2 separate regions of the Homo sapiens genome follow, and region 1 is linked to region 2. A link is a contact called in ENCODE Hi-C data. All regions are on one chromosome and are shown on one strand. Each heading gives the region's core, a stretch centred on a gene start or an enhancer-like site at or near the end of the contact. The rest is flanking DNA. Distances are from core to core; before and after follow the strand shown.

Region 1 (6,592 bases), core at 1,964-4,463, 210 kb after region 2:
GCCTCCAGGCTGAGTCTCCCAGCCCCAGATCTGAGCAGTCTAAATCATCCCCCTCCAGGTTCCCTACGGTCTTATCCACCAGCCCTGCTGCCCATGGTGGCCCCAGATGCCCAGGAGAGATAATAGAAGGTAAGAAGTCATGTTTGAATGAGGAAGCTCTCTTCATTTATTTCATATGAGGATGAAGAAGAGGATTATGTGATCACAGGAATGTTGCATGCGGGATAATCCAAAGCTGGTTATCTCCAGGCCCTCACTCTGCCAAGAGATCTCTCTGGAAGAAGCAGCCAGTTCACAGATGCCCTGGATCCCTCCGTGCCCAATCATAAAAAAGTCATGACCGTCCCTATCTTGCCAATCTGCCAGGACTCCAAGGGGAAAAAGCGGATAAGTATCCTTCAGGAGACAGAGAAAAAGATATCATCAGCTCCTTGGCTAATACCACATCTTGCAAGACCCCTGCCAGGTACTCCCACTGTGGGTACTCAGGACAGCCTGCCTCAGTCCACCAGGCATTTTGCAAACCTGCTCATCCCAATAATGATTTTCCCCAACCCCCAGCAGGGCAGTGGGACACTCAGGTGTGGGAGGTAGCCGCACATCATGACCCAGCTAGGACAGACACACAATACAGTAGCCTCGGTGTGTGTGCCGTACACTCTATCATCTCCATCAGTTTGTGTACTGAGGGGTACCCTGCCTCCTAATTGCAGGCTCCCTAAGGGCACAGTACCTCAGCCACCTGTTTTCTCAAAGGCTGAGCACAGGGTGACCCCCCACCCCACCAACCCCGCCACTAATGTCTGGGCCATAAGTGAACATGCCCCTCTCAGAGGTAACAGCAAGTTTCCAGTGAGGAAAACCAGAACTTGGGACAGCCTGGTTGGGGCGGGCGGGAGTATGAACAGCCTGTCTTCTCATCATAAAATTGGCATAATGGAGATTATCTACCTCATGGGGATAGCATGTCTTGTCTGAGCAAAGGGAGAGTGGATAGGGATTGTAAGGATCAAATGGGATCATGAGTGTAAAGTACCTGTAGAGGACCTAGCACATGGTAAGTGTATAACACTTGTTGTTAGAGTAACAGTTTTCCCTGAGTATCCGTGGGAGATTTGTTCTAGAATCCCCAGAGGAAACCAGAATCTACATTTGCTCAAGTCCCTTACATAAAATGGTGTAATATTTGCATGTAACCTACACACATCCTCTCATATACTTTAAATAATCTCTGGGTTACTTATAATACCTAATATAATGTACGTACTATGTAAATAGTTGTATTGTTTAGGGAATAATGACAAGGAATAAAGTCTATACGTATTTTCAGTATAGATGCAATTATCAATTTTTTTTCCTCTAATATTTCAATCCATGGTTGTTTGAATCAACAGATGCGTAACCCAGTGATACAGGGGGCTGACTGTATTATTCCTCTGTAGCTTGAGGGAGGACCCAGCAGGATCAGCCATTCCTCATCGACCTTCATGGACTAACAAAGGCTCCATTTCAGAAGGTCTTTTTTTGTGAGCCAAGGTCTCACTGTCACACAGGATGGAGTGCAATGCGCAATCATAGCTCACTGCAGCCTCAACCTCCTGGGCTGAAACCATCCTCCCACTTCAGCCTGCCAACTAAGTGAGACTACATGTGCACACCACCATGTCCGGTTAATTTTTAAAACTGTTTTGGGGGATGGCATCTCACTATGTTACCCAGACTGGTCTACAACTCCTGGGTCAAATGAACCTCCCGCCTTGGTCTCCCAAAGTGCTGGGATTACAGGCATGAGCCACCGTGCCTGGACAGTGTCCTTTCAAGCTTCTCATGCCCTTACTTCCTCCTAGACATGGATGTGGCTCAAGAATATCTTTTACCCAAGAGGAAACTTTAACTCGGTCACAGAACGCCAGGTTTGGGTTGCAGACGCTTCTTGTGGGGGAGGGAGGTCTTTTCCCCTGTATTCACAGAAGAGGAGGTTGCCAACTGGAGATGGTTCATTTCCAAGTTTGTCTGGGGTCCCCCAGCTATGCAGGACCCAGAAAGCAGATGTCTAGACATCCAGGCCAATGGTCTTTCACTACTCTGTGAGTCTCCCGTGAACTTCACCTGGAACCTGGCTGGGACACAGGTCCAAAATACGTAACTTCAGAACATACCCAGAATTCCTTCTGACCAGCCTGGAAAAGTTCTAGAAAATCACACTTCAGCCACGTGTACCTACCCTGTCAGGTGCCAAGGCAGGTACAGCACACAGACAATCCCACATGACCCTTGCACTGCCCCGGGGGTGTTAAAAGAGAGCCTTCCCGGTTCACAGACTTACACACTGAGGAGCAGAGCCAGAAATTCATTCAATCCTGCTCGCACTTTGAAGATGGTCCTAACAGCAGGAACCTAAGGGGTCAGGGGGCCCCAAAGCTCCAGACCCTGATGTGTCCTTACTGGGCAGGGCAAGAAATGGGTTTTTCCCCCTGAGGCAGGATCAGTGGCTCCAGTCTGCGGCAGTCCCACATGGATCCCCTACTACCCCTACGCACCGGTCCTGGCCCAGGGCTAGCTCCTTGGTGAGAAACTCAAAGAAGTGGGCGCTGTGGCTGCGGTTGTCCTCGGCGGTGCCCACTACGCCGATGGAGGAGATGGACAGCTGCGCGCAGGGCTCGGTGGACCCGCTCAGCGCCATGGCCAGGCCCGGCCGTACCGTCACGTTCACGCGCTGAGGGGGACATGAAAAGTTTTGCCCGAAGTTGGAGCCGGCCGGGCTACCTCTGGGGACGGGACCCGAGCGCGCGAAAGCCGAAACGCGCAGTGTTCGCGGGGCAGGGATCCCGATACGGGCCGCGGTCCCTGAAGGTCACGCCCGGGTCATGACTGGGGAGGGCGACAAGGGAAAGACGTGCGGAGGGGGAGCCGCGGGATCGTGGAGCACGGAAAGTCAGAGCTTGGCGTGAGGAAAGGAGTGGGGAGTGGTCCCTGGGGAAAAGATTCGGGGTCACTGTCGGGGAGGCGGAGCAGGGACAGGGCCGGACCCCTGGCCCACCAACCTCCCCTCGCCCCGTGCTGCCCGGCCCACGCTTACGTCCGCAGGTTTGCCCAGGATGGAGGCAGCGGCGGCGCAGAGTCGTTTCTCCAGCCCCGCGGGCACTCGGTTGGCGGGCAAATTCGTGTCCAGCTCCAGGAACGGCATGGCGGGCAGAGGAACGGAAACAGCTCTGGCGGAAGAAAAGCTGGGGGTACCCAAGGCTCGCGGACCAGGGAGGAGGGGCGAGGCGCCACAGCAACCTGGCTTCTCATTGGCTGGACAGAGACTCGGCGCTCCCCGATTGGCTGCCTAGGGTACCTCCCGCTTCTGCAAACAAAAGTCACGTGTGCCGGCTGATTTCCGGAAGTCCCATCGTCTCCGCCCTACGTGTAGCCCCACCCACTACAGGTCTTTAACCCGGTAGTGGACCCACCCTGTCTCCCCCGACCCTCCTGCCTGGCGCCAGGTGGGTTTCCCTCTCAAGCTTCCGCGCTGTGGTCGCCCGGTTCCTAGCCCTATTAGAGGTCTGAACACCACACCCCCGACACACAAGGACACACACACACCTATAGGGGTCTTCCCCAGGCTCGACCCTAATAACCAATACAACGGGAGCTTAAAGTTTTTTTGAATGATTTGCCACCATTTCGAAGTCAGGCAATTTCATGTTCAGTATGGAAATCTGCGCTTGGGCAGTCAGGAGATGTGGTTACTCGCGGGGGCGCGGGTAGGGCTAGGCTCACGACAATACCTGTCCCTGCCTGGTCCCCATTGACATCTGCCTGTGTAGCCTCTTGTGCCGGTGGTGAGCCACTGTCCACCAGGGGGTGGCAAAATATGTTCTTTAAAACATGGAAAGGCCGGGCACGGTAGCTCACGCCTGTAATCCCAGCACTTTGCGAGGTCCAGGCGGGCGGATCACCTGAGGTCAGGAGTTTGAGACCAGCCTGGCCAACATGACGAAACCCCGTCTCTACTAAAGATACAAAAATTAGCCGGGCGTGGTGGCAGACGTTGTAATCCCAGCTGCTCGGGAGGCTGAGGCAGGAGAATCGCTTGAACCGGGGAGGTGGAGGTTGCAGTGAGCCGAGATCGCGCCATTGCACTCCAGCCTGGGTGACAGAGCGAGACTCCATCTCGAAAAAACATCAGAAAACATGGAACTCTGTTGGCGTGGCTTAAACATGAGTGTGGTCAGTGTGGCAAAATCACTTGAATTGTACATTACAAATATGACTGAAGTTGTGGTCGAGCAATGTGGCTCACACCTGTAATCTCAGCACTTTGGGAGGCTAAGAAGGGAGGATTGCTTGAGCCCAGGAGTTAAAGATCAGGCTAGGCAACATAGCAAGATTCTCTTCTTTATTTTCTACAAAAAAAAAAAAAAAAAGAAGAAATCTGGGTGCTGTGGTGTGTGCCTGTAGTCCTAGCTACCTGGGCGGCTGAGGCAGGAGGATTGCTTGAGCGCAGGAGATCTAGGCTGCAGGGAGCTATGACTGTGCCACTGCACTCCACCCTAGATGACAGAGTGAGACCCAGGCTCCCCCCTCCCCCACAAAAAAGAAAGAAAAAATTTGCAAGTTTATATGTACAATTTCAACTACGTGTATAAAATTCTCTATAAGTGTGCATACTTAAAGGAGCCTCCACTGAAAGGCCGACAGAGTCTCTGTCTGTCATGATCTTGTCCTATTAGCAGTTTGTTTATTAGATGACTCAGATATCAGAAGGTCTGAGACACACGACAGGTAAATATGACAGTCCTAAGGGGAGAGGGCAGGGACAGGTGGCAAGTCTGGGACCAGGTGTGGGGCATGGACAAGCCAGTGGTCCGGGAGTGGGGTGTAGAGAAGACTGTGGTCAAGGTTATGAGGAGGCATGGGAGAGGGCCAGGAAATAACCAGGGACTTCCCTTCCTGCAAGGAGGTTCATGAACCAGCCCTGCACCCCACTTGTGGAACACAACATCGCCCCACAGTGAGGAGAGAGACCGAGGAGACCAAGGCTGATCCTGATTCAGACATCTTTCCACCAGGTCACCCCTCATCGATGATACATGCTCAGTCCGGGGGTATCCCCCGCAAGGAAACACTGGGGCTGAGGAGCCCAGAGAGGTCGCCTGACCTGGACTGGGGCTGGGGAGGTCAGGGAAGTCTCCCTGGAGAAGAGACAGGGTGCCAAATGCCAAAAGACCAGGAAGGGCACCAGGCGAAGATGAGGAGGGAACAGCATGAGCGGAGGCCAAGAGGCCAAGGTGGGAGCCCAGAGAGGGGTTAGGAGTGTGCAGGCAGAAGGGGCCACCTGGAGGAGTGGGAGCAAGGCCTTGAATGCAAAGTTCAATGACTTGTACTTTAGCTTCTGGGCAGTGAGGAACCATACAAAGTTCCACACAGAAGGTCAGGGTCAAGTAAGCGTTTGCCCAAGCTCTTTTCAGAGGTCACATGGAAGCTAGAATGGAATGGGGTAGGAGACAAAAGGAATGCAGGCATGATATCTGGAGGAACTGTGGACCAGAGCCTTTGCAGATATGTCTTCTCTTCAACCAAGGAGACGGACAGCTCCATGTCTTTATTCTACCAACACAGCATCCCCTCAGTGGCTCAGCAAGTGTGGGACACGCACTCACAGCAAGAAAAGCTGCATTAAGGTCTTCAGATTCTCTTTAACAGCAGGTTCTACTGGAGGCAGGTCCTTGGCCTTCAGGACAGCTGGGAGGGCCTCCTGGAAGAAGTCCTCCCGCACTGCAGCCTCCACGTGTTGGGCACCATGCTGCCACCGTGGGTCTGCTTTCAAAGACTCAGCAGCCAGCACTGATGGGCTAGGGGAAGACAGAGTCAGCGGAGGGGCTGGGCATAGCCAAGTGTAAGGCAGCATGACCTGCTTTAGGGGTTCTCTGATTGGATTTTCCCTCCTCCACCATGTGTGTGATGGGCTAGGATGTCCCCCTCCCTGGGGACACTTGGAAGCCTCTTAATATAGCTGCGGTGAGGGGTTTGTAAAGCCCCATTTTATAGATGAGGACACTGAGGCTCAGAAGGAGAAGTGACTCACACAGGGTCCCACAGCCAGAAAAGACAACATGAGCTGGGATGTCAGCTCCCTTCCCGGATACACCACTGCCCAGCGGGCCACCGCACCCCATGGCACTCTCATGCCTCAGCTCCGTGATTGCCACCAAGCCAGCCACAGAGATACGGGGCCCAGTAAGGAAGGCCTGGTCCCGCAGGAACTTGTCCTCGAGCAGCTGCAGGCATCCGTCCAGCTCAGCCAAAGTGGCCGCCAACATCTCGGGTGGCACTGACTCGCCCAGGAACACAGGGATTATTATCTGGTGGGCCGACAGGCAGAGAGAGGGGTCAGGGTCTGCCCAAAGCCCATCCTGGTTCCCACCATCATCCTATCATCACCAGTCCTTGGGATTTCTGCTCACCTCTGCTCACTTCTTTCCACTCATAGCCACCAGTAGCTCTCATCTCCTACTCAAACAGGGACAGCCTCCCCCTTCTCCCTGGGTCCTCACACAAGGCAACCAGTGGGATCCTTCTGTAATCTCAATCTGCCCGTACCCTC
Region 2 (5,965 bases), core at 1,272-3,771:
GGGCAAGGTCAGACAGGATTTGAGGCCGCCAGGGGCACCTAAGCTGTGGGTGCAGAGAATGGGATGCAGAGGTAGAGACAAGAAGGGTAGAGGTGGCAGGTATCCCTGATAAGGGGGAGACCATGGGTTCATCCTGGGATTCCACCCTCAGAGTCAGATGCCCTTGGGATCACCGACTAATGCCTCTCCACCTCACTCTGGACTGCCCAAGGAATCTGTCCTGTGCTACCCACAGTGCAGATTGCAACAGGGCTCCTCCTCCCCACCCAGGGCCCTGATTAAGGGGATGGATTGCACACTGTAGTGAGACATCCATCCTGACCCCACCTCATCAGCCAGGGAGCTCCCTGAAGACAGGCCATCGAGAGAGGCACACAACAGGCTGTGGTCTAAAATAAACTTTTAATTGCACATTTGTGTCTTGGGTTATCTGTGGGGTGAGAAACCTCCTCACTTCCAATCCCAGCTATCTGGGTACAATCTGGTGTTGTGGTCTGGCTGTCGGCGAGGGGTAGAGGTGGGTGCAGGACTGGCCCCCGAGTCTGCACCGACCTCTTCAGGGCAGGGAGCTCAGACCTGGGAAGGGAGGGGCAGCACAGGCTGGTGGTCAGCCTGCAGGTGCAAGAGGAGGGTTGGCCTCTCCCCCTCCCCGCCTGAGTCGGGGTCCACTCACTCACCATGGTAGTACTTGCACTGCTTCAGGGCCTCGCTGAAGCCCTCACACAGGGACAGGTCACTCTGAGTGGTGGAACAGTCCAGGAACTGCCTGATCTCGTAGGCGCAGGGCCCCATCTGCAGGGGCTGGGGGGCAGCGGGGGTGGGGGCCTGGGGGTACAGTGCAAGAGGCTGCAGGATCAGCTTGGAGTTGGCACCTGGAGGTGCGTTTCAAACCTGGGGCCACCTGCCCCTCCCCACATCCCCAGCCTGGGTGTCCCAAGGGTCCTAGGCAGGCTGAGTGATCCAGCAGCAGAGGCGGCTACAGACAGCATGTTTCTGCTGCCTTTTTTTTTTTTTTTTTTTGAGACAGAGTCTCACTCTGTCACCTAGAGTGGAGTGCAGCGGCGCAGTCTCGGCTCACTGCAACCTCCGCCTCCCGGGTTCAAGTGGTTGTCCTGCCTTGGCCTCCCAAGTAGCTGGGGCTACAGGCGCCCGCCACCATGCCCAACAAATTTTTTGTATTTTTAGTAGAGAGGGGGTTTCACTATGTTGGCCAGGCTGGTATCGAACTCCTGAACTCATGATCCACCCGCCTTGGCCTCCCAAAGTGCTGGGATTACAGGCATGAGCCACTGCGCCTGGCCTCTGCTGCCTTCTAATGGGCACTTTGGGCGGGTGCAGGAGAGGGAGGAGAAGGCTCTAGGAAAGCCCAGTACTCTGCCTGTACTCTCAGAGTATGAGCCCCACCCCCACAAGTTCTAGCACCTTCCTGGCTCAGCTACACTAATCCTCATGACCCCTGACCTAGCCACAAAGCCACATTTGGCTTACGGCGGTGGGGTTCCTAGCAGGGGAAAGGTCATCAGGGAAGTGGCTCCCCTTCGCCCTTGCGCCCAGCGGCCACAGTGCCCAGACCTGGGTGTGGGGAGAACAGGGGCTCAGGAAATCCAACATCCCTCCCCTCTGCTAGGGTGAGGTGACCTTGGGCGAGTCTCTGAGCCCTCAGGGCCTGGGTTTCCCATCTTTAAAGGGCTGGTTGGTGTCTCTCCCTGGGAGCTTAGGGACCCTGGCCTCAAGGGAGAGGCCGGGAAGCCTGCCTCTAAGTGACAGTGAACTCAAGACCAGTGGACTAGGACCCTTCCCGGGCAGAGTCCTGGGCTGAAGCAATGGTGAATACACGCGGACACTCCTCACTGGACACTTGGGCAGCTCCCTGTGTGGCCTCGAGATAATCCTGCCTCAGTTTCTCTTGGACTCGCTGCTCACCTGCTGGACAGCAGGCTGGGAGGGCTCCGAGCTCCCCCCGCTGAAGGCTCCGGTCAGGGCGCTGCCCATGACGTGTCCCACAGCCGAGCCCACGGCTACCCCTGCGGCCGTGGTCGCCATCTGAGCCATGAGCCCCGGCTGGCCCGAAGGGGCGGGGGCTGGGGCGGCTGCCGAGGGCGGTGGGTGCGCGGGCGGGTGGGCAGAGGGCGCGGCTGGGCGGCTGCGGGGGTGGGAGGAAGCAGGGTTAATCCTGGCCAGACCCCAGGCTGGAGGGCTGCAGCTCCTGGAAACGACCCCCGGAGAGATGGACGACCCACGTCTCCACACGTGGGTGCTGCACCCCCACCCCTCCCCCCGCCAAGATGGCGCAGCAGCAGCCAAGGTCACTCTGCGGACGCCCTTAGGGGAGTGCCCACACTTCCCTAACCCCCTCCCCACAGGGCCCTTGTCCCCCTCACACCTGGCTGGCCGGGAGGCCGCGCTGCGGCTTCCCCGAGGCATGGTGGCGGCGGTGGGACCCGGGCGACCTTAGAGACGGCGGCAGCGGTGCTGTCGCGGGGACAAATGCCGCAGCGCTTGTCACAGCCGGCGCAAAAAAGGCGGGGCCCCGGGCGGGGCCTCAGGAACACGCCCCCAGCGGGAGGCGGCACTGCCCCCAACCCTATCCCCCTTCTCCCGTCCTCCGGACATCTCCCTTCCAGCAGCTCCGGGTCTCGGCTGGAAATGGGACCCTGCTCCCTCCCTGCGCCTGGCAGGCTGTGCGGGTTCTGGGGACAGGGGCCAGTGTCGCAAAGCGCCGAGGGCTTAAGGAGGGCGACAGTGCCTTCTGTTAGGACCACCGCAGAGGGCAGGGAGCGGAGTTGGGGGTTGTTGCGAGCCCTGGAGGGGAGAGGAGACGGGGAGGCGACGGGATGGGGCCAGCTGGGAAGGGGACGCGAGGCTCCAGGCTGGACTCCGCTCTCTGCCCCCTCCCGGACTCGGCTGTCTGTCCCCTCCCTCCAGACAGGGTCTGCTGACCACCGCGTGGCCTGGGAGTCTCCGGTGGCCTAGGGAAGTGAAGCGCGGCCCTGGGGAAGGCCTGGAGCAACCCATCCCCAGAACTCCCACGAGGGGGCGTCCCAACCCGTCTTCGACTGTTGGCCAAAATGCGCTGCCAATGCTGGCAGCCTTACGCAGTGCCCGCGGGGGATATGAGGCCCCCCGCGCGGCCCTGAACCCCACCGGATTCCCCGGGCCGGCCCGACCGCCCCCACCTAGTCCCTGGCCCCGCGAGTGCAACCCCCGACACTAACGGCCTTTACGCGACATCCGAGCAGCGTGTCTATCCCAAAGGCCTAGGAGCATTTGCCCGGCTCGGTCAAATCTAGCGCAAGTTTGAAGCCTGCGGCCTCGCAATTTTAGCAGCTTCGTTCCAGGCCAGGTGAGCTGGAGCGCGGATTTAGAATGCTTTCCTGCTCTTCGAGAACTTGAGGTTTTAATTTTACTTTTTACTTTTTTTTTTTTGACACGGAGCCTTGCTCTGTCGCCCAGGTTGGAGTGCAGTGGCGATCTCGGCTCACTGCAACCTCCACCTCCCGGATTCAAGCAATTCTCCTGCCTCAGCCTCCTGAGTAGCTGGGACTACAGGCTCGTGCCACCACACCTGGCTAATTTTTGTATTTTTAGTAGAGACGGGGTTTCACCATGTTGGCCAAACTGGTCTCCAACTCCTGAGCTCATGATCCTCCTACCTCAGCCTCCCAAAGTGCTGGGATTACAAGCATGAGCCATCGCGCCCGGCTGAGCTTGAGGTTTTTATGGTCTTTTCTGGGTGACTTTGCAGTGGTCATATTATTACTCCTAGGTGGGGGAAGGTAGGGACTGTCCCTCATCACTGCTGTGCCTGCAGAGGACTCCTGACACCGGGATTGTCGGCAGGGTGCAACCAAGAGCAAAAGCACCCAGAAGTGGGGGTGTGGGTCACCAAGTAAGAGAGGAGGCCCCTCCATAAGGAAGGAGCAGGTCAAGGGGCAAGGGGAGTGGTGGCTGGGGCGTTTGGCCCTGCCTGGCATGCTCAATTCTGTGTGTGCACAGCTGTCCCCAGCCATGCATGCTCTCCATGGAAGTCAGGTGCAGCCCTGTGTTCTCTCACACTGCAGTCCTTTCAGCCAGCCTGTGAACAGGGCCCTTCCCCGCCCTGTCTTCAGTTTCTCCTCTCTGAAGGGGGGTGACCACCCACCTTGAGGGTGGCCTCCCAGTGAGGTGAGCACACCAAGGGTGGGCCATTCTTTCCTGGCAGACTCACCAGGCCTGGTCCAGCCGCTACTCCCTTGTTCATGCAGTCCATGCCACCTGGTTCCTGTTTGCCACACCAAACAAACTGAACACTTCTCATGGTGGTCCCCGGGCCTAAACTGCAGAGAGTTGTTACTTCAGCTCCCATGGCTGATGGACTGCAGGTTCCACAAAGCATGGCCTTGCACCTCGGAGGCACCCAAGACCACTTAAGTGGGTTACACAAATGAAAATGAGGCTGAAAGGATGACACTGAAGCAGGCATTGAAATGCCAACTTTTTTTTTTTTTTTTTTTTGAAACGGAGTCTTGCTCTGTCGCTCAGGCTGGAGTGCAGTGGTATGATCTCCACTCACTGCAACTTCTGCCTCCTGGGTTCAAGCGATTCTCTTGCCTCAGCCTCCCGAGTATCTGGGACCACAGGCACATGCCACCATGCCCCGCTAATTGTTTGTTTTTTGTTGTTTTTTTGTTTTTGTTTTTGTTTTTTTAAACAGAGTCTCACTCTGTTGCCAGGCTGGAGTGCGGTGGTGTGATCTCAGCTTACTGCAACCTCCACCTCCCGGGTTCAAGTGATTCTCCTGCTTCAGCTTCCCAAGTAGCTGGGACTACAGGCACGTGCCACCATGCCCAGCTAATTTTTTTTTGTATTTTTAGTAGAGACAGGGTTTCACCATGTTGGCCAGGATGGTCTCTTGTGATCCGCCTGCCTCAGCCTCCCAAAGTGCTGGGATTACAGGCATGAGCCACCACGCCTGGCCTGAAATGCCTACTTTTTAAAAATGAGTCACTTTAGCGGGGAATAGTGGCTCATGTCTATATCCCAGAACTTTGTGAGTCCCAGGCAGGCAGATTGCTTGAGTCCAGGAGTTCGAGACCAGCCTGGCCAACATGGTGAAACCCTGTCTCTACAAAAAATACAAAAATTAGCAGGGCATAGTGATGCACACCGGTAGTCCCAGCTACTTGGGAGGCTGAGGCAGGAGGATCGTTTGAGCCTGGAAGGCGGAGGTTGCAGTGAGCCAAGATCACACCATTGAGCAAGACCCTGTCTCAAAATAATAAAAGTAAATAAAAGTGAGTGACTTTAAAGAAAAGATTGCCTTTCAGGCGCGGTGGCTCACGCCTGTAATCCCAGCACTTTGGGAGGCCGAGGCGGGTGGATCACCTGAGGTCAGGAGTTCAAGACCAGCCTGGCCAACACGGTGAAACCCCATCTCTACTAAAAATATAAAAAATTAGCTGGGCATGGTGGCGGGCGCCTGTAGTCCCAGCTACTCGGGAGACTGAGGCAGGAGAATGGCATGAACCTGGGAGGCGGAGCTTGCAGTGAGCCGAGATCGCGTCACTGCACTCCAGCCTGGGCGACAGAGAGAGACTCCGTCTCAAAAAAAAAAAAAAAAAAAAGAAAAGATTACGAACAGTGTAGGTTGTAAAAATTACTGCTGTCTTACTTCTCCTCGCCCTCTAGGAGTCTCTGTGGAGTCTTCTTGAATAAGCTGTGAAACATTTCCCCACCCGCTTCCCTTTCTTGGCCCAGGCTTCCTGACCACAGCCTCACCTTTGAGCAGCTCAGAGCCCTGCCTGCCAGGATGCGAGCCACTGCCTGGATCGTGGCTCTGCAGGGCCACCCATGATGGAACAGGTCGCCTGGTGAGGTGGTGAGGCCCTTCATCATTTCAGGGGGTGTACAGCAGTACTGGGTAACCCCGAAAATCAGGGATGAGACTGAAGGATCCCTTCCAGAATGTGGACACAACCCCTCCTTT

Evidence for each region. A loop is a pair of places that touch in the nucleus more often than their neighbours do. Pooled maps may share reads with other maps.
Region 1: a pooled map shows a loop between it and region 2 (2.1-fold over the local background). The contact joins the promoter of DDT here to the promoter of CHCHD10 in region 2. A Hi-C loop is called at or near these places in 1 of 50 pooled maps.

Annotation. Positions count from the first base shown.
Region 1 is chr22:23,971,228-23,977,819 of GRCh38, forward strand. DDT (D-dopachrome tautomerase) reads right to left here and starts at 3,214. Exons shown (of 3, transcript NM_001084392.3): 1 at 3,080-3,214; 2 at 2,541-2,716; 3 at 143-396. The coding sequence starts at 3,187. The coding sequence ends at 324. DDTL (D-dopachrome tautomerase like) reads left to right here. Exons shown (of 3, transcript NM_001084393.2): 3 at 59-1,329. The coding sequence ends at 179.
Region 2 is chr22:23,765,451-23,771,415 of GRCh38, forward strand. CHCHD10 (coiled-coil-helix-coiled-coil-helix domain containing 10) reads right to left here and starts at 2,522. Exons shown (of 4, transcript NM_213720.3): 1 at 2,384-2,522; 2 at 1,924-2,143; 3 at 678-825; 4 at 384-576. The coding sequence starts at 2,424. The coding sequence ends at 557. It overlaps LOC107985577 (a long non-coding RNA gene), which reads left to right and starts at 2,776. Exons shown (of 3, transcript XR_007068022.1): 1 at 2,776-3,343; 2 at 5,737-5,857. It overlaps C22orf15 (chromosome 22 open reading frame 15), which reads left to right. Exons shown (of 6, transcript NM_182520.3): 6 at 271-413. The coding sequence ends at 282. RefSeq lists enhancers at 60-859, 860-1,659.